Linked DNA regions of Homo sapiens: region 2 is linked to region 1. The links are chromatin loops, found by intact Hi-C in ENCODE. Cell type or tissue: PC-3. All regions are shown on one strand. Links, peaks and the distances in the headings refer to the core of each region. The heading gives the core; the rest is flanking DNA.

What was found. A loop is a pair of places that touch in the nucleus more often than their neighbours do. Peaks named below come from ENCODE experiments on the same cell type or tissue, not always from the same donor. Only the 100,000 strongest peaks of a DNase experiment are listed, where the experiment ranks them.
Region 2: it touches region 1 in a loop (5-fold over the local background); 4 of 110 quality-filtered maps call a loop at or near these places.

Annotation. Positions count from the first base shown.
Region 1 is chr7:88,276,766-88,287,753 of GRCh38, forward strand. STEAP4 (STEAP4 metalloreductase) reads right to left here. Exons shown (of 5, transcript NM_024636.4): 2 at 7,049-7,506; 3 at 5,876-6,403; 4 at 4,150-4,314; 5 at 1-2,863. The coding sequence starts at 7,504. The coding sequence ends at 2,633. Among named protein-coding and RNA genes, the nearest start is that of STEAP4, 25 kb to the right of the region's middle. In PC-3, for the core only: no CTCF peak of the experiment used is centred there; no DNase peak of the experiment used is centred there; H3K27ac peaks cover 1,894 bases.
Region 2 is chr7:88,221,861-88,232,848 of GRCh38, forward strand. SRI-AS1 (SRI antisense RNA 1) reads left to right here. Exons shown (of 3, transcript NR_120517.1): 3 at 7,896-7,908. It also overlaps a transcript of SRI not described here. Among named protein-coding and RNA genes, the nearest start is that of SRI, 7.3 kb to the left of the region's middle. RefSeq lists an enhancer at 5,114-5,408. In PC-3, for the core only: no CTCF peak of the experiment used is centred there; a DNase peak (open chromatin) is centred at 5,201; H3K27ac peaks cover 1,775 bases.

The DNA of each region.
Region 1 (10,988 bases), core at 2,169-7,168:
GGGCTTTCTTTGGTCAGCTGGTGGGGCTTGGAGCACTTGTGGTTGGGGCCAAAGGTCAGGTCTGGAAATGCAGCTATTATGCCAAAACCATCAGAGTGCTCTTTAGCTTCAGGCTTCATGAATTGCTTTTAACTACTCAGGTAGAGCATTTTTACTAGGCTATAAAAGTAGAGTTCATTTTTTTCTATAGGTCAGCATTTTACCTATGGATGGCATTTTCTATTTTCGGTGACGGACTATGAGCCAGGATAAACACATTACTCTCTTCTTTAACAAAAAGAGCATGGTTAACTCCAAAGACTTCTCTAGACCAGCCTGGATGGTACCTAAACTTTAATCAACCAATGCTCAAGTAAAAGAGCAGTATCCAGCCCCAGCACACCTAACTGTTTTGCATAACATAGGTGAGTAGTGACATTTTCCTTATCTTTTCCACTGATACTGTAGGGTCAGCACCGTATACCATGACTCTACTCAATGTCGTCCAACTTTTTGTATCCTTGCTTGGGTTTATCAAAGATAAGTTGAAGGAGCGTGTGTTCTGTGTACCTTTGCAACCAGTTATAAATAAACGCAAATTGAAATAAAAAAGACAATCTACAATGGTGCGATGAAAGCAACACCCTCATCCAATGGTAATTAAATTGATAAGGTCACTTTAGAAATGGCTTGGCAACATTATCAGTGCAAAGATATTATCTGAAATGTTATTTATTTTAGTAAAAAATGGATATAGTCTACATGTTTAATAAGGAAAGAGGTTTGAAAAATGCCTATTTGATGTGATATTATGCAGCCATTAAGAAAATATATTACGTAAGGCCAGATTCATGCCTGTAATCCCAGTGCTTTGTGAGGCGGAGGCAGGCAGATCACTTGACGCCAGCATTTCAAGACCAGCCTGACCAATGTGGTGAAACCCTGTCTCTACTAAAAGTACAAAAATTAGCTGGGCATAGTGGCACATGCCTGTAGTCCCAGCTACTCGGGAGGCTGATGAACAAGAATCACTTGAACCTGGGAGGAGGAGGTTGCAGTGAGCTGAGATCGTGCCACTGCACTCCAGCCTGAGCGACAGAGCAAGACTGTCTCAAAAAAATAAAAAAGAAAAAAATAATAAAAAGGAAAACAAAGCCTTTAGAAAAACAAAGCCTTTGAAAAAGGATGTAAAATTGAATATATAGATACAATTATTTTTAAAAAGTTTTATAGAAAAATATCCTGGATTGTTGATGTTGTTTTAATATATTTTAATCATTTTTGTATAATGTCATGTATAATATGTTATAATGAAAGTAAAAAAAAAAAAAGGTCTTAGCAGAGCAGGCAGAAAAATGCCAAACTCAGTGCCTTTTAGTTATTTTGATATGTGGGAAGATCATGCATAAGGCTCCTTTTAGCTCATTGCTTGAGCTAGGAAGGTTAATCCCCCTGAAGGTCACCTTGGAAAGGGTACTATCAGCACAGAAAAACAGTGAGAACCATCCTAAATTTCAGCAAGGATTTGAGAAAGATCCAAATTTCACATAATGATGAATCTTCACACCTCTCTGCCCTATGATTTTCCGTAATTTTCGATCATCTATGCATTGTTCAAATTTATACCTGCAGACTATTCATTTAATTTTACTCCTTACAATTATAATAGACTAAGACAGATATAGAAGCTACTTATTTACACTAGAAATTAATTTAATAGATGAAAAATATTGAGCAATATTTGGAATATAAAATTTACAAAGCATATTATAATACCTAAATAATACTTAACCTAATATAGTGCAATTTTACAATATTTATTTAGCTTGCTGTCTAAAATTCTGGTTTCTTTGAACTTTTTGATCAAGAACTTTTATCAACCCTTCTTTGCTTATTGCACAATGCAAGTGAAATCCAAGGGGATATCCCTCCATTTTTATTCAGTCTTTCCTATACCTATTCTTTATAGAGGAAGAATTACATGCCAGCTCTATAGATACGTATGTATCCAAGACATGGATACTTTTAATCAATTGTAAATTTTTCTTGTGTTATAAAAATAGTTCCTCTCAGTAAATATCTGTATTAAGAAAAGCAAAGTCAAGGGGTCATTTCACTAGAATTCATCATGGTAATATTTATGTTTGCCTTTACTTCCAAAAAACAACAAAAACCTCATTCCCTTTTTACATTTCATGTGACCCACTTCCTCAGATATACCTAATAAAGCCTTTATCAGTGGTCACCATTGTGCTGTTTTTCCTTTCACTTAACTCAGCCCTTGAGCCAGAGAAGGAAGCTGCAATACTTCTATTGGATTTTGCAAGACATTAGGTCATGCATGTTGCCCATAACAAGGAAACTCTTTAGTGTGAAACCACAAGGCTAGTCTCAATCTCAGCTCCATGGCCTCTGGGAAAATAAGAGTCAGGGACCTGCACTGATTCTTCACTAACCTGAGATAAAATGGTGTTCTCTTCCAGTATGTCAGTCAATTTCTCAAAGACAAGCAATGTTTCCCTCAGTCACGGTGTAAGAAAAAAACTTTCCTAACTGTACCCATCATTCTTCTTTAAACATTCAAAACCATAGTTCAGAAATCCAGCTAAATTGAACTTTGTTTTAAATATTGATTTTCCATTCAATGCTTTTTCTAGTGTTTTGAGTTCCTTTCCCAGCCCTGGCGGATCCTTGTAAGGGTGTTGTCTACACATGGCATGATTAGGACAAACTTGATCACCAGCACAGTGCAAGGAATGATAAGCCCTAACACGTAGGCTGCAGGAAGATACCATCTGAGATTTGAAGGGCTGAGGAATCTCTTCCCACCGTACACCAGGGTGTGGGCTGTACACAAGATCAGGGTCAAATAACCCAGTTTGGACTATAAACAAGAAACAAAAATATGTAAGTTAACATTATTTACATCTTAAAGTGAAACACTCTAAGCCAGTGACAGATATTTGTCAACAACCACAAACATTTGAGACCTATAATGTTTAGGACACTTTGCCAAGTACTGAAAAAAAGCACTAACCCTTCTTCAGGATGGTAAATACTTCATTTAAAACAAGATTATTTCTTACAAATGACATAGTAGCTTCACCTTAACCTAGCTGGATGGAAAAGTTTCCCAGGAGTAAACTCTTCCAAGTTAGAATAAATAATGTAGCTTGTCTTGGTTCCCAAAGGTGAAACTCTTTTATTTATCATCTTTTCTAGAGGTCAGAGATGAATATGACACAGTATGACCTCAAGAAGCACCATCTTAGTATATGTTACTGACTAAAACCAGATCCTAGCTCATTTCTATCACAATAAAGAGCAATAGCCAATCTTGTTTCAGCCTACATTTTAAAGCTTATTGTTTATTTCTGCCTTAATACCTTGAACAAAACTGCTAATGAGAACATGTTGACTGCATTTGGTCCCTGGGAGAAATTGCAAGACTTAAGATTCCAATAGTTCTATAAAATTCTAACCTAATTTTAAAGACTAATGCTCTTTTCTATTATACTCATAATAAGCATGCATCAGAATCATCTTGAAGGCTCATTAAATTTCTGGGCCACAGGTTCAGAGTTTCTGATTCAGTAGGCCTGGGCATGGCCTGGGGCTTTGTGTATCTAACAAGTTTCCAGGTGATGCAGATGCTGCTGGTCCTGGTGCCATATTTTGAGGACCACTGGTCTACAAGAATGTGTAGTTACTAACTGCCTTTAAAGAGGGGTTGGTTGGTGCTTGACATGTGGAAGAAAACAATTTTCCCTCTTACAGAAGAGCATTAAGTCTTCCGGTGTGATGACATCTATCAAATCTTGCTGTGAAGATTTTAAACTTTATCTCAACATCTGGTTTTCCATATCTGTATGTCCATGTTGTAAGGTTAATTTTTTAGATGGTGAAATTTTGTCTTGGGGTTTCTTTTTGCCTTGTACCTAGTACATCTCCACACATAAATTGTAATAGTTCTTAGTATTTTTCACCCTATAGTCTTAGCTGTAGATATGGAGGCAGTCAGGAATCTTGGCGAGTATTAAGAAATCAAATCATTATGGATTCTGCCTTTTGTACCTGGGTTCAACATTTTCTAATTTGAATTTTTAAATATGATTGCTAGGGAAGTGATGGAGCAAAATGAAAAGTTAGGAATGAACTTGAAGTTCTTACCTGGACAAATCGGAACTCTCTCCAGTTGACTGCATTGCTAACAGATGGCAAAGAAGTGATTCCCAAGAGTACAAACAGAAAAAACCCAAGTATTCCCAAAGCCACATATGAATCACTGAGCCAGGCTGAGGAGGTGCTAAATGGATTCTCCTTCTTGAGTATTGCCTAAGAAAAATTATAAGCAATTACAAAACTACATTTTTACAAACTACATTTTACAAACTGCCCACACTTTGACAGTGGGCACAAATTATTTGCTCAAAGCAAATTGTATGGCATTTCTTAAAAATTATTTTAAAATAACTTTAGTGAAAAATACACTTAGAAATTATATTTTTTGGCAAAAAAAGTAATTGGTTCTGTTTGGACTTGATTCTAGGAGTTGTGTAGAAAGTTTCGATTTTCCCTGTAAATTCTAAAAGACAGTAAACACTCACTTAAACCTTCATTACCATCTGCATTTTGTTCCCCAAGCAAAACTTGATGTTCTCAAACAATTACATCAGAATTCTGTTTTTCTGCTTTATATGTGGATTACTCACACTCTCAAAGTGGGTTCTTTCATGTTTATTATACATGATAATAAATACATCATAATATAATACATCAGTCTTGCACCACAAGTTGAGAGGAATCAGACACTTGTAGTGTGACTCTTACCCAGGAAACTTACATGTATTTGTTGGGAAAATAATGTAGAGAAACCCATAGAAGCATCATTAATGACTAACTAATAATTTTTGAGACTGAAGTAAGATCTATCAAAACTAGCTATTTCTAAACTAGAACTGACTTATAGCACTTCCTCTGAGAATGTCTTAAAACTCCTTCAGCTGATTCTCACTGAATCTTTTGATTATGCATAAGACAATATTTGATATTTGCTCAGAATTATTTGGTTTTCTAGTTATTGAGGTCAACTTCCCCCAAGTCAAACATTAAGGGAATTATAAGCGCTCTTTTGTGAATTTGTTTGCTTTAGTGTGGCACATATTTGGTTAGCCCTCTTACTTAAAAGATGGTTGGTTTTGACTTCCAAAAGGAAGTAACATGCCTAAGAATAGAAGCTTGAAAACACACTAGTTAACATTTGACTGCCAACCAAAGGAATTCAAGTAGGTGTCTTTAGGTTTCTTGAGCCATGAAATCTGTCAGTTTGCCAATATCTCTATGAGCCCTGGGAATACAGATCTGGACCCAAGCGAACCTGGAAAGTATCATTTTTTTTCTTTCTTTTTTTTTTTTTCTTTTTGAGATGGAGTCTTGCTCTGTCACCCAGGCTGGAGTGCAGTGGCACGATCTCGGCTCACTGCAACCTCTGCCTCCTGGGTTCAAGCGATTCTCCTGCCTCAGCCTCCTGGGTAGCTGGGATTAGAGGTACCCGCCACCATGCCCAGCTAATTTTTGTATTTTTAGTAGAGATGGGGTTTCACCATGTTGGCCAGGATGGTCTTGATCTCTTGACCACATGATTCACCTGCCTCGGAATCCCAAAGTGCTGGGATTATGGGAGTGAGCCACCGCCCCCGGCAAACTTTTATTCTTAATAGTTGTATGAGATCTAAACTGGATTCATTTTAAAAAACTGACATGACATTTCTAATTCTAGTTACTTTAAAAAAGAAGATGCTTAGAAGAGTGACTTTCTATAATTATGAAATGGAATATGATGTAGCAATAGTCTCTGATTTCAGGAGCAGAAGAAAATATATAAGAAGAGATTTACCTGGGTAACGGTTAAGTTTCCCAATCTCCATCGTACATAATATCGAATAGGAATCACAAGTGTGTAGAGGACATGAAGGAAGGCAAATCCCAGAGCTACCAAGCCAAGCTGCTTTCGGCAAAGCATCCAGTGGTCAAGCCAGTCTGGGAATCGACGGTATTTTGTGCCTCGGTACAGTTGTAGAATGGCAGCAATAACACCAGGGAGGTAAACCAAAGCAAGCAGTGTAAGTGCTGTTATTGGAAAGATACGATTTGGAATGGAAATAGCCATACGAAATGTATTATCTTTCTTTTCATAAACATAAGGGTAGATTACGTCTCTTATAACACAATAGAAAAACAAGAAGACACACAGCACAGCAGACAAATAGAAGGGGAACCTCCACATTGGAAATAGCTGCAGGGGGTACTTTTCAATTTCTTTGGCTGCCATGAGTGATCCTTGATCCATTGGAGTAAGTCCAAGATTACGAACAATATCCATCACTCTTTGCTTGGCTTTGCTGTCATTTCCACACACAAACACCTAGTTTAAAAACAGTTAATTAATTCTGTATTTACTCCTTTTCCTTATTTAATAATTATTTTGAAAGGCTACAACAGCACCATGCCAAATGATGACGTAAAACAGTGAACCGATTTTAAAATAAGGATGTAGAATTAACATATGTAACAAGATGTTTTAAACTTGTATGTGGTGTCTTAGATAGGTAAGTACCAGGGTTTTTAGTTGATGATGGTTTTAGGCACATCACACTTATAAAAGACATGGTTCTCCACACTGTGAGTAGTTTGATCTTCTGTGTTTGTGGTGCCGCATCACTTATGAATGCTTCTAATCTCAGTGTATAAATGGAACCAGTTTCATACAAGGTAATGGAAGCAGAAAAGGATATTCACCAAGTATTAGTTTCTAGTACTGACAAGAAGCCTCCAGAGGCTGACACCATGGGGTTCCATCAAACTAAAATCTGAGGGTGCAGACAGTGGGAGATATAACAGTTGACCACCTTATTTGGTCAAGCTCAAGAAAATTATTCACAGCACATATTAGCAAAATGTAATATTTAGTGGGCATTTCATCTTGGAATTATATTTTGGAATCTTTGAGGCAAGTGCACATTTAATGATTCATGTTTTAAAGATTGAGTGTAAATTTGTTTATTCTTACCTGCCGACTTGCATCCAGTGCTCCTGACTGGAGAGCCCAGGCTGAGATGGTGTTAAATGCTTTTACCACGTGGGCTCCTGGCACCAAATGAGCAAGGTACTCTGCATTAGATTCTGGATATTGATTGATTTTGAGGTTGTTGCTGATGTCTACCAATATTTTTCCATTGAGAACCTCAGTTAATTCTGTGAGAAAATCATAATGCTCTCTGTGGATTGCTATGATTATGATGCCAGACTTCTTGGCTGCTTCTGAATAGCTCAAGACTTCTGCACCACTGGGCAGTAGGGTGGTCTTCTGGGGGTTTCGACTTCCAAAAACAACAGAATAACCACACTGGAGCATTTTCAATCCCAGTGATCTTCCAAAATCACCAGTTCCAAAAATACATACAGTCTCTTGCTTTTCTGAAGAATTCATAGTAAGAGGAAGTGCATCTATACAAGTTTTCTCCATAACTGAAAAATAATAACACAAATGCCCAACAAAATATAAATGCTCTGTGCCTGGAAAATTAAAGAGAGCTATATTCAAGAAGTAATGTAATTGACTTGTTGTAATCTAATTATCTTAACTATATTTACCCCCAAATTTGGAAGGAGTAAAAATTGTCATATATATTTCCCCCCAAATTTGGAAGGAGTAAAAATTGTCATATATCTTTTCATATGTGTCTTATTTAACAAAATCACTGGTGAAAAGCTTCTGTTTGATAAAAGGATACAGGGCAAAATCTGACAAAAAATATGCTCCAATAAATTATAGATAAATTCACTTGTTTAGTGATACCAAAAAAAACTAAATAAAACATTAGCAAACACAATCCAGCAGCTTGTTAATAGAAGGTTTATGTTGATCAAATGGGGATTATTCTACAAATGTGAAGATTAGTTCTATAAATTCAATTTTTGAAACTTCATTAATATAACTTAAAAGATTAAAATTTAATTTTATATTAAAAGATTTAAGGAAAAAGTCTGTCATATCTGTGTATGTTAAAAGGACATCTGTTAAAATTCAACATTTATTCTTGATTCATAGTGAAAGAGAAATACATAGATATTTCCTTAACATATAAAAATTATTGATCTTAACCTAAAATTCAGCATTATGCCTAAAAACATTAGTAGAAACATTTCCAACAAAGTCAGGAACCAGACAAATACATCTGCTATGACCACTTTAGTTATTGTTCTGAAAGCTCTAACATAACTAGATCAGAGAAAGAAATCAGAGGTACAGAAATTCAAAAGGGATTCCAGATGATCGAACTAGATCAAACTTTAAAAACTGGGAAAATCAACCAAAAAAGTATCATACATACAAAAATAATTCAACATCTAGGCTGGGAACTCGATTAAAATAAATATTCTTCATATATTAAAAAAGAAACCAGTAAGAAGATTTAATACATGAAAGGATCCTACTTATAGCTGCAACAAAATAAAGACAATATGTAACAAGATAGCAAGATATGTGCAACATATGTATGAAAAATATTTTAAATGCTCTTAAGAATCAGGAGAAGAGAACTTATATAAAAGAAAATGTACAGCATGTTCTTGGATGGCAAGGCTCACACAACGTCAGTTTTCCCTAATTCTATAAATTCTGAAAAGTAGGTTAATAAATGGGATGCTAGTCATATTAAATATTAAAATTTTTATAAAGCTAAAATAATTAAATAATGTGGTACTATCAAAGAAATGGATAAAGTTCTGGCCAGGCACAGTGGCTTATGCCTGTAATCCCAGCACTTTGGGAGGCCAAGGCAGGTGGATCACTTGAGGCCAGGAGTTTGAAACCAGCCTGGCCAACATAGTGAAATCCCATCTCTACTAAAAATACAAAAATTAGCTGGGTGTGTTGACACGCGCCTGTAATCTCAGCTACTCAGGAGGCCACAGCACTCCAGCCTGGGCGACAGAGAGAGACTTTGTCTCAAAAAAAAAAAAAAAAAAGAAAGAAAGAAAAGAAAAAAGAAAAGTAGAAAAATTTTAATGAATAAGTTTTAAAAAAATTCAGAAATGGACCCAAACACATATGATAAAAATAGCATCTCAGGTCAATGAGAAAACAGATTATTTAATAGCTAATGTTGTAATGACCCAACAGGTTTGCCTTGCCTGCTACCTAGACAGAGCTGATTTCTTCATATGAAAGAACATTTCAGCTCTTTATGAGAGTCCCGAAAGTTTTTTCCTTTATTTTAATGTCATAATCTCCAAGGTTATCAGAAACTTGCATTCAAGAGCACCTGTCAAAGTTTTATAGCTGATTATAAAACCATCTCCTAAAGAGGACCAAATCAAGACAACAATTGTCTGCAGATGACAGAAATGTTTTAGGGAAGCCGCAGTCAAAGAAATTGACAAGGAAATTTGTTACCTCTGTGGCACACAAAAATTCAACATAACAATTATAATTATTACTGATAACATATACTGAGGCATATTAGAATTATAGAAATCTTATACAATTTTATAACACATACTAATAACATATTTATATGAGTATAACTCAAAGAAAGTTAAACACCATTTTATATTTGACAATGTTTCCTGCATGATTTTAATACATTAAATAAGCCTAATATATCTTTTTGAACTTCAGGATATCTAATTTTTTTTTTTAAACTTATAATTTGATCTTGGAAGGTTTGTCAAATATCAAAGATTTAAAACACTGGATATCACAAAATAGAGTCCCGTGTCACCATAAGTCATTCATTTACCCAAAATGATAACTCAGGGCTGGGCATGGAGGCGCACGCCTATAGTCCCAGCTACTCTGAGGCTGAGGCATGATAATTGCTTGAACTTGGGAGGTGGAGATTGTAGTGAGCTGAGATTGCACCACTGCACTCCAGCCTGGGCAACAGAGTGAGACTCTGTCCCCTGCCCCCAGAAAACTGCTGTGAGCAATTCCTTCAGGGCCCTCCATACATATAAACACACACACACACACACACACACACACACACACACACACACACGCAAACAATGTAAGATGAACAGAAGGCCTTCAAGACACAGATTCCAGACCCAGTCTCAAACCAAGAGTAGTCCTCCAAACAAGTTCCTTAGTCTCCATCCAATTAGACAACCCCTAATGGGGCTACAGACAGACACTCTGTAATGGGGCTACAGCTACAGACACCTTGTAATGGAGCTACAGGCAGATACCTTGTGATAGGGCTACAGACAGACACCCTGGGAGGTTACTAAGAGACAGCAGCACCTCCAGAGAGGCCAATAAATCAGGAGAAGGAAGGGGCTGTTGGTAGCTGCCTGGAATACTCACCAAATCAGACACCTTGCATTGAGGCTACAGCTACAGACACCCAGTGATGAGGCTACAGTTATGAGATATCTCCCTAGCATTACTTCTCCACTGCAATTGAATCCATGCACATTGGGTCAGCAGCACCCCACTGGCAGAGAGTGCCAGAGTCAGCCCCTAGTCCAAGAGAACTAGGTGGCCACTTGGGTTGGCCTCCAGATCCATCACCAGAGGTGGGCTACAGAGCAGGTAACAACAAAGGCAATCCTGGTCGAGCCCCCAAATTTGTAACTGCCCAATGGATTCACCTTGCCTGCTGCCTAGACAGAGCCAATTTATCATGACAGGGGGATTGCAATGGAGAAGGAGTAATTCAGGCAGAGCTGGCTGTATGGGAGACACGAGTATTATTATTACACAAATCAGTTTCCCAGAGCACGAAGATCAGAGTTCTTAAAGATAATTTAAATTAAAATAGGAGCTCGAAAGTGGGAAGTGCTGATTGGTCAGGTTGGAGATAGAATTATAGAGGGGATCGCAGAAGTGGTTAAGCCAGATTACCAATCTGGGTGGTGTCAGCTGATCCATCCAGTGCAGGGTCTGCAAAATATCTCAAGCACTGATCTTAGGTTTTATAATAGTAATGCTATCCATAGGA
Region 2 (10,988 bases), core at 3,268-8,267, 54 kb before region 1:
CTAGAGTGTGATATTCCCCTTCCTGTGTCCATGTGATCTCATCGTTCAGTTCCCACCTATGAGTGAGAATATGCGGTGTTTGGTTTTTTGGTCTTGCGATAGTTTACTGAGAATGATGATTTCCAATTTCATCCATGTCCCTACAAAGGACATGAACTCATCATTTTTTATGGCTGCATAGTATTCCATGGTGTATATGTGCCACATTTTCTTAATCCAGTCTATCATTGTTGGACATTTGGGTTGGTTCCAAGTCTTTGCTATTGTGAATAATGCCGCAATAAACATACGTGTGCATGTGTCTTTATAGCAGCATGATTTATAGTCCTTTGGGTATATACCCAGTAATGGGATGGCGGGTCAAATGGTAATTCTAGTTCTAGATCCCTGAGGAATCGCCACACTGACTTCCACAATGGTTGAACTAGTTTACAGTCCCACCAACAGTGTAAAAGTGTTCCTATTTCTCCACATCCTCTCCAGCACCTGTTGTTTCCTGACTTTTTAATGATTGCCATTCTAACTGGTGTGAGATGGTATCTCATAGTGGTTTTGATTTGCATTTCTCTGATGGCCAGTGATGATGAGCATTTTTTCATGTGTTTTTTGGCTGCATAAATGTCTTCTTTTGAGAAGTGTCTGTTCATGTCCTTCGCCCACTTTTTGATGGGGTTGTTTGTTTTTTTCTTGTAAATTTGTTTGAGTTCACTGTAGATTCTGGATATTAGCCCTCAAACTATACTACAAGGCTACAGTAACCAAAACAGCATGGTACTGGTACCAAAACAGAGATATAGATCAATGGAACAGAACAAAGCCCTCAGAAATAACGCCGCATACCTACAACTATCTGATCTTTGACAAACCTGACAAAAAGAAGAAATGGGGAAAGGATTCCCTATTTAATAAATGGTGCTGGGAAAACAGGCTAGCCATATGTAGGAAGCTAAAACTGGATCCCTTCCTTACACCTTATACAAAAATCAATTCAAGATGGATTAAAGATTTAAACGTTAGACCTAAAACCATAAAAACCCTAGAAGAAAACCTAGGCATTACCATTCAGGACATAGGCATGGGCAAGGACTTCATGTCCAAAACACCAAAAGCAATGGCAACAAAAGACAAAATTGACAAATGGGATCTAATTAAACTAAAGAGCTTCTGCACAGCAAAAGAAACTACCATCAGAGTGAACAGGCAACCTACAAAATGGGAGAAAATTTTCGCTACCTACTCATCTGACAAAGAATTGAATTTTAATGGAGTGTTGCAAATTCAATTCTTACAATTATTGCTAACAAATTGGTCAGCTGCTAATACTTTAGTTTGCTGGAAAAAATTGTGGCAACTTATAATACCATCAGACATATATATAATAATAAAAATATGCCAGATCCTCATCGCATTTTACTTATTTGCTTAATCTTAATAAAAACCCATGGGATAGGTACTATTGTCATTCCTATTATACAGTTTTGAGGAAGGGGAAGGAACAGAACAGAGCTGAGCTATGCTGCCAAGCCATCTGACTCTAGAGTCTGTGCTCTACACCCAGGGGCAGGTAAAGGGCCAGGTAGTAAATATTTTAGGCCTGTGGGCCATACAGTCTCTGTATGAGAGAGTCTACATACATAGTGGTATGTAGACTATGTAGTCATAGTGGTATGGCCAAATACCACTCAACTCTGCTGTGTAGGCCACAAGTATCCATAGACAATAGATAAATGAATGGATGTCGCTGGGTTCCAATGCAACTTTATTTATAGACACTGAAATTTGAATTTCATATGACATGAAATATTATGCTTAATTTTATTTTTCCAACCATTTAAAAATGTAAATATTATTCTGAGCTCTTGGATGTACAGAAATAGGAGGTGGGTCAGATTTGGCCTTTGGGCAGTAGTTTACCAACCACTGCTGGAAGCCCCTCCAGAATGCGGGCTTATGACTCTGGCAGTTTAGCACTTTAGCAAATGATTTGCTGACTGTAAGATAAAGCCTATGGGTAGAATACAGTTATTTGTCAGAACGATTTACTAAGTCCTAAAAAAAAGACTGTAGGAGGGTTGTGACAACAGCATGGGTTAGGGAGAGAACTATGTGAGGTTTATAGATAGGATGCAGGTCATGGTTATTTTGGGAAGTCATTGGAATTACAGAAACCTTTCTGATCATATACTCCAATCCTGCTGTTTACAGAAGAAAAGACCAAGGCTGAGAGATGGCAAATATCTGGCCCCAGCTCTTGAAGAGCAGACCTAGCCAGATGTAGATATTTCACCCTTCCCAATTAAAGCTGTGACAGTAGATAAACATGCTCTCAGAGAGAATCCCATTCTTTTGTGGTACACCTTCCCTAATTATGTTTTCAAGACAAACGGCAGTGTGGACACTTTCTTATTCCTGGAGAAAAGTTAATATAAAGCTCTACATATAGTATCCAACCTGGACTTCTTCGCTCAGATAAGTGGTGAAAGAAATAGTGTCTAACTAAGTAACTGTAGTTATTTCACCATACCTGCAGTTGAATTAACCATAGGTCTTCACTTGTTAGGAAGAAATGAGCAATGACATTTGCCAATTTAAAGTTTCAATTTTTGTTTAGTTCTGATCTGGGTGTGGCACCTCATGATTTAAAGACCTCTGCCTTAGAGAGAAGCTCAGATCTCCAAATGTAAGTGGAAATGAGCATTTGATAACAACATAGGTAACCAATTAATAGTATCTCCACTTTCTTAAGATTGTTGGGAAAGAGTGTGAAGCCTATGATGTTCATTTGGGAATAAAAGCCACCCTTTTTCTTGAACTGTCCGGAGTAAGAGCTCAGTTAATCATGCTATTATGTAATTTTTTCAAGGGATAGAAAACTTCCACTATTGATGTTTTAGTGCTTGCATGTAGAGTTTAACTGGTCCCTGGCATATTGTAGATGGTAATGAATCATCAACCACAGCTCTTCAAACAACTTCTGCTACAATAGAAATGTTTGATAACTATGCCACACAATAACTAATCACATATGGCTATTGAGCCTGTGAAATGAGGAACTAAAATTTTAATTTAGTTTAATTTAAAATGGAATAGCTGTGTGGCTAGTGCTACCCTCTTGAACAGCACAGGGACCCTTTCATCTGTGTTGGCTTCCTCCTCCCTGGAACTCAGAGAAAGCAAACTCATTCTACTTGCCTGGAATAGGCATGATAAGCAAGATAAATCAGTTATTAACAAAACACAGCAAGGGCAGTCATCAGCTCTGTGACAAACGTTCCCATGTTCCTGTTCCTACAGAATAGATTCTCACTGACCTGTTCCTTCCCTTAATGAAGCTCTGAGCTGGAGTTGATGATCAGGATTAACCAGGAAGCTGATGTTGGAGGAATTTATTATGGCTAAATATATATGCCTATATACATATATGTGTATGTATGTATATCATTGTACATATGTAAATATATGTGTGTATTTTTACAAACACACACACACTTTATATATATACTTTCTTATCATTAGGGCTGTCAAAAATGACCTTCCAAAGATGAGTTCCCCATCACTAGAAGTGATCAAGAAGAGGCTGTCAGTGATGCTAAAGGGCAGTTTTGTACTTTGAGTAGGGGCCTGGATGAGTTAATGCTCTATGGACTACAAAGTATTTTCTGATGGCCTACTTAAACTTTACCCAGCCATGCCAGTTAGATTATTTCTACTTTACAAGATGAGGAAACTGAGACTCTGACTTGCTGAAGGTTACCAGACTAATAGCAATTCCAGTATTAATTGCTTATCTTGTCACTTCAGATCTTTTCTCAACCTCACGCTATTCTCTCAGGACTCTTCCTTTTAAGATTATGCAATTTCTATTGGATCAAGAATTTGGAGACATTGTTTTTTCTTTTCCTGAACAGAATGTGTTTCAGAAATCAGAATATTAAATTTAAAGCAATTGTCTAAAATAATGTACATCTAGGTAATGCTATTACTATCAATGATAAGAGTTCATTTTAGTGCAGATAATTATTTTTTGATGAACAAGATGTAAATATGCATGGCTAAAGGGGTAGCTAAAGGGAGGTCAAGAAATGAATGCAAGAACTGGCTGTAATTAGTTTTTGTCTGAGGCTTGTACTGATTATCAAGTCTCTACATCTTTTACTTGTGACCATTACCATGTCTGGGACCACATAGAAAGCAGAATATTGAATACTGGACCTGTATGCTCAGGTAGAAAATCACCTGTGTTCAGCACCAGTGTTCTCTTAGGATGACTCTTCCTAAGAACATTGGACTAGTATATTATGGGGGTGTTAATTCTAAAAGCTAATTTTTGCAACCTAGGTCTATTTTTTCATAAAGGTCACTTTATGACTGGTTCTCAGGCAAGCCCTCGAAAGTTCTTTAAAGCCTTCATTGTTCTCCTAAAGAGAAGCAGTCCTGGAGCCGGGGTAGAGCAGGGTAGGAACCCAAGAGCACCTAGGGCTTGGTTATTGCCCATCCCCATTCGCATCTCAGTCCCTTTATCCAGCCAATCTTGATGTCGCAAAGTTTACACAGAACCAGAGATAAATAGAGAAGCCAGACTTGTGGAGAGAGGAGGGGAAGATAATACAATCTCCATCTGTTCAATAAGCTGGGAGAGGAGGGAATTTGGGAAGAAAAATTCCCAATTATTCATATTGCAGCTCTGGGGAAGGAAGAATGACTGTTCTTGAGTCCTAGGTGCCTAGGTACAGTAGATATTTCCAGAATGCCAAAATTCCATGAAGCATATATATAAGTCAGCTACATGTAAATTGGGAGCTTCTTAATTAAAATAAGATATCTCTTACTTTATATAATTATTTTTCAGTAGTTACTTGCCTCTTTTCCATAGCTGGGAAATCAGTGGCAAAGCTGAGAAAGGAACCTGGATTAATTGATTCTCAGCTTGGAAACCCATGGATCAGTAGAACTACAAAGATTAGGAACTTTCTTATTCCTGATTAGTAGAATTAGAACATTGGAGCTGCATGGAATAGTCTAATATTATATACATATCATTTACTTGCCTGCATCTTGAGTTGAAGTCTTATAGGTAGAAGCTGGTGATCCTTAGAGGATTGCCTTCTTGCAGAGTGGCCAAATAGAAGAATCAAGAAGTATAAACTGTAATAGCAGATGAATCACATTGCCCTCTTGACCTCTGGAAATCAGTAACCAACTATAAACATTACTCAACAGTGTAGGCAGATTTCCAATTAGCCCTATAGAGGCCCTCTATGAAATATGTTTATTTCATTGTTACAAAGAATGACCTATCTAAGGCAGCTAGGAACCAATAACAACAGTATTAAACACACATACAGGTAAATATTTGACATTCCTTCAGGATTATTATCTCTGTCTGAGAATTCTGAAGACCTGCAGGGCTTTGTGTTGGAACAGTCATATGTGGGAGCTGGCTCATACTGGCCAGTGAGCCTATTTTCAGGCATTTTTCCAGCCTTTTTTTTTTTTTTTTTGAGAGAGTCTCGCCCTGTCTCCTAGGCTGGAGTGCAGTGGCGCAATCTCAGCTCACTGCGACCTCTGCCTCCCCAGTTCAGGCAATTCTCTGCCTCAGCCTCCTGAATAGCCGGGATTGCAGGCACTTCCCACCACGCCCAGCTAATTTTCGTGTTTTTAGTAGAGACAGGGTTTCACCATCTTGGCCAGGCTGGTCTTGAACTCCTGACCTCATGATCCACCCACCTCGGCCTCCCAAAGTGCTGGGATTACAGGCGTGAGCCACGGTGCCTGGCCTTTTCCAGCCTATTTTTAAACACTGCCAATCGTATAATTAGAAATTTTTTAACTTACTGAAAATCAAGATAATAAATACTCCAAATGCATCAATTTTTAATGATTTTTCTATATGGGTAGTATGTAATTTTGTGCTGTTGGATGTTAATTCTCAATTCCAGACTCAGTCATACCATGTTAGTAGTTTGAATTTGCGAAAAGTTAGTAGTTTATTCCACTATGTTGGGAATATTTACACCCTGGAAATCAGTTTGCACTACAAACAAAAGACTCATTTATTTTTATTTATTTATTTATTTTTTTTTTAATTGTGTACTCTAGATTTGGAGGTGGCATTTTGGAGAATATGTTAATAAGGTTTAAAGTTAAAAGTGTGTTGTGGCCGGGCACGGTGGCTCACACCTGTAATCCCAGCACTTTGGGAAGCCGAGACGGGCGAATCACGAGGTCAGGAGATCAAGACCATCCTGGCTAACACGGTGAAATCCCATCTCTACTAAAAATACAAAAAATTAGCTGGGCATGGTGGCGGGCGCCTGTAGTCCCAGCTACTTGGGAGGCTGAGGCAGGAGAATGGCATGAACCCGGGAGGCGGAGGTTGCAGTGAGCCAAGATTGCACCACTGCACTCCAGCCCGGGCGGCAGAGCAAGACTCCATCTCAAAAAAAAAAATTTTAAAAAGTGTGTTGTATCTACAGCCTTTACATTGTGAATTGCATGAACAGTTAAGGAAATATTTTCCCAGAAATATGACATCTACAAAGAAACACACTAATTATCCAGCAACAGATTTCAATGAGAAAGAAATTTATAAAAATCCTTGAAAAATAATTCAAAATAATGATACTAGAGAAGTTCAGTGAGACATAAGAAGACCCAAATAAACAATATAATGAAATCAGGGAAATAATTAGGGACATGAGTGAAAAGTTTACCAAAGAGAGATATCATGGTAACCAAACAGAAATCCTGGATTTTATTTTATTGAATGAAGTAAAAAGTACATTCAAGAGCTTCAACAATGGATTATATCAAGCAGAAAAAAGACCTTCAGAACTTGAAAACAGATCTTTTGAAATAATCCAGTCAGACAAAAATAAAGAAAAAAATAAAAAGAATGAACAGAGCATAAGGGACACCATAAAGTGATCAAATATTCAAGTTTTCAGTGTTCCAGAAGGTGAAGAGAGGACCAAAGGAATAGAAAACCTATTTAATGAAATAATAGCTGAAAACTTCCCAAGTCTAGCAACAGATTTAGATATCCAGATACAAAAAGTTCAGAAATCCCCAAATAGATACAATTCAAGAGAATCTTCTTCATGACATGTTATAGTCAAACTTTCAGCAAAGGAAACAATCAACAGAGTAATGAGACAACTTGTTGAATGGGAGAAAATATTTACAAAAATTATTCATCCAACATGGGACTAATATCCAGAATATACAAGGAACTCAAACTATTCAACAAGAAAAAAACAAATAATCTCATTAAAAAGTAGGCAAAAGACATGAATAGACACTTCTCGAAAGAAGACATACAAATGGCCAAATGGGTATAGTTTAAAATGCTCAACATCACTAATCATCAGGGAAATGTAAATTAGTGGAGTTCTCACGAATGGACTAGTGCCCCAGAGAGCAGCCTTGTCCTTTCATCATATGAGGACACAGCTAGAAGATGCCATCTATGAACCAGAAAGCGGGTCTTCACCAGACACTGAATCTGCCTTGATCTTGGATTCTGCAGCTTTCAGACTTTGAGAAATAAATTTCTGTTGTGTATAAGCCACCTGGTTTATGACATTTTATTATAGCAGCCTGAACTAAGACAACACCCTTTATGTCAGTTAAATTTACAATTACCTTACGTACATATATACGTACATATAAGGTCCCACCCTGCCCCATCTTGGAAAGCTACTTGTTAAACATTTACCAGCACACCACTAAAGGGCAAGAAAGTGTCATTTGAACTCAGTGACTTAGGGAAATATATCTTGGCTTCAGGCTGTGGATAGAGATTTTCAAGCACATCTAGGAAGTATTTCAAAAGGTAATTTAGGAAAAATTTCAAAAGATAATCTTTAGGCCCTTCACATGCTCCTATCTTCCAGGTTCTGGAAGCAGCTATCGCAAGTGCTTAAATGTTCCTCCTGTGACTCTGTGACTGTCCAAAGTCCCTGTTTCCAGTTCAGCTTTCTTTGAAAAGCCCTTGAGCTTTAATATCACCATCATGCCTCATTAAAACTCCTATTCACTGGGTGCAGAAGACTGCTTATTACTGAAAGTAATTTGACTAAAACATAAATACTGCAAAATGTAAGTATATTTTAATTTCATTATATATTCTTTGTCCATACTATTTTTATGGCTGCAGAGTATTCAATCATATGAGCCTTTTACACTTTAGTTAATCAATACCAAATTATTTAGATTTTAACTAAATTTTTATTATTACACACAATGCTGAAATAAAAAGATCATAGTTTAAATTTTGCTCACATCTTGAATTGCTTTCTTGGACATATTCTTAAAACTAGATTTACTGTTTTTGAGATTAAGGTTTTTGAGAAATTCTGGATAGCTATTGCAAATCGCCTCCCAGGAAGTTAGTAACTGATTTATCCTATCATCAGTAGAATATTAGAGCATTTAGGTCCATACATAGAGAGGTACACAGTTATGTGCAATGACATCATTGCATGTATCTTCCTCTATAGACTTGAATTGTAGACTGAGTTGTTAAGATTATCACTGGGTTTTGAGTTTATGTGCAATTTTTCTTTATTATTCCGTATGTGTAATTTGTAGTATTTTTTACATTGAACATTAAAAGAGGAGTACTATTAATTGAAACAAATAAATAAGATTTGTTACATTAACACAGTTCTGCCCTTAACACAATTAAAAGATAAATGACAGACTAGAAAAAATATTTGCAACATCTCTAACAGTGGGTTTATATCCTACGTGTAAAATATAAATCAGTAAAATGGAGAATGTTTTTGATAGAATAATCCTGTCATTGGCCTACTCTGTGCTTTGCCCCACCACCCTCTCACTTATAACCCAAAACACACACACACGCACACACACACACACACACACACACACACACACCCTTTCCCTCTTGCCCTACTTGCATCCACCATCACCTACAATCTGGTATCCACCCACATTCACGTGTACAACCTGCCCTCAGTACTCATTCTTCTTATACTTCTGCATTCCCACACTGAGCCTTACCCTCACACGCCCATACCAACCTTTATCTATAGTCCCACACACATGCACGCACACAGAGACACCTCTGCCCTACCCACCCTCACCTACCCCCTTCTACAATCCTGCATATACATGCACACCTTCACCCATACATACCCACCCTCGCCTACAAACCTATATCCACGCATATTCATACCTGACCACAACTACCTAACCAGCGGTTTGATGCCACACTTTAGAAAGGTTCATACACCCTACTTTTAAAAACCATCATGATTTAGGCTGGAATTAGTAAACTGCTATTTGATTTTACAGATAAAGTTTCAAAAGGTTAAATAATTGAACAAGGTCACACTGCTAGCAGTTTCTAAGAGTCCTAAAAAGAACACAGGTGTCTGAAGCTCTGTCCAATGTTCTGTCATTCACATCACAGCTGTCTACATACGTCTCTTTGAAACAACCTGAACTCTTCTCTCAATATAAAATTGAGGTGAAATACCAAATTAAGGCACATGGGTCCGTTATTGCCAAAGTGATGGATTTCCTGACAACCATTCCACCCAGAAGATTTTTTTTCCCAGAACTAATAATCCCATCCCCGTTGCTGGTGATTAACTTAATAACGAGCATGACAATCAACAAACAGATTGAAAAGGCAACCTACTCAGAATGGGAGAAAATATGAAACCATATACCAGAGATGAAAGTAATATCCAGAATATATAAAGAATTCCTACAACTTGATAACAAAAACACCCCAATCTAAAAATGGACACAGAATTTAAATAGACATTTCTCCAATGAAGATGGCCACCACACATGTGAAAAGATGCTCAACATCACTAATCATCAAGGGAAATGCAAATCAAAACCACAATAGCACAATGAGATATCATTTCAGACCCCGTATGATGTTAGGATGGCTACTTTCAAAAAAACAGAAAATAAGTGTTGGTAAGGAAACACCTGCACACTGTTGATGGGATTATAAAATGGGCAGCCACTATGGAAAATAGTATGGAGGTTCCTAAAAAAACTGCAATTAGAATTCCCATATGATCCAGTCATCTCCTACTGCATATATATCCAAAAGAATTGAAAGCAGGATCTTGAAAAGATATCTGCTCTCCTATGTTCATGCAGCATTATTCACAACAGCCAAGATGTAGAGGTGATTCAAATGTCCATCAGTGAATGAATAGATAAAGAAATGTGGTATATACATACAATGGAATCTTAGCCTAAAAAAGAAAGAATTCCTGTCATATGCTACAGCATGGATGAACCTTGAGGACCTTATGGTAAGTGAAATGAGCCAATCAGAAAAAGATGGGTGCTAGATGATCCTACTTATGTGAGGTATCTGAAGTAATAAAACTCATGGAAATGAAAGTAGAATAATGGTTACCAGGGGCTGGGGGAGGGGAAAACACCATGTTGTTCAATGGGTATAGAGTTTCAGTCATGCGTGCGGAAAACGTTCTAGAGATCCGTTGTACAACAATGTGCATATCACAACATTACTGAACTGTACACTAAAAAATGTTAAGAGGGCCAGGCACAGTGGCTCACCCCTGTAATCCAGCACTTTGGGGGGCCAAGGTGGGAGGATCGCTTGAGCCCAGGAGTTGGAGACCAACCTGGGCAACACAGCAAGACTTCATTTTTACTAAAAATAAATAAATATATAAATAAAAAATAGCCAGGCATGGTGGCAAACGCCTGTAGTCCCAGCTACTTGAGAGGCTGAGTTGGGAGGATCCCTTGAGCCCAGTAGTTCCAGGTTACTGTAAGCTATGATCTCGCCACTGCGCTTCAGCCTGGGCAGCAGAGCAAGACTGTCTCAGAAAAAAAAATTGTTAAGAAGATAAAGTTATGTTATGTGTTTTTACCACATTAAATAACAATAACAAAAAAGAATGAGCATCTGGCCTAATTCTGACGAGTAAAATTGGAAGGGAAGTCAGTTGGGGGCTAGGAAA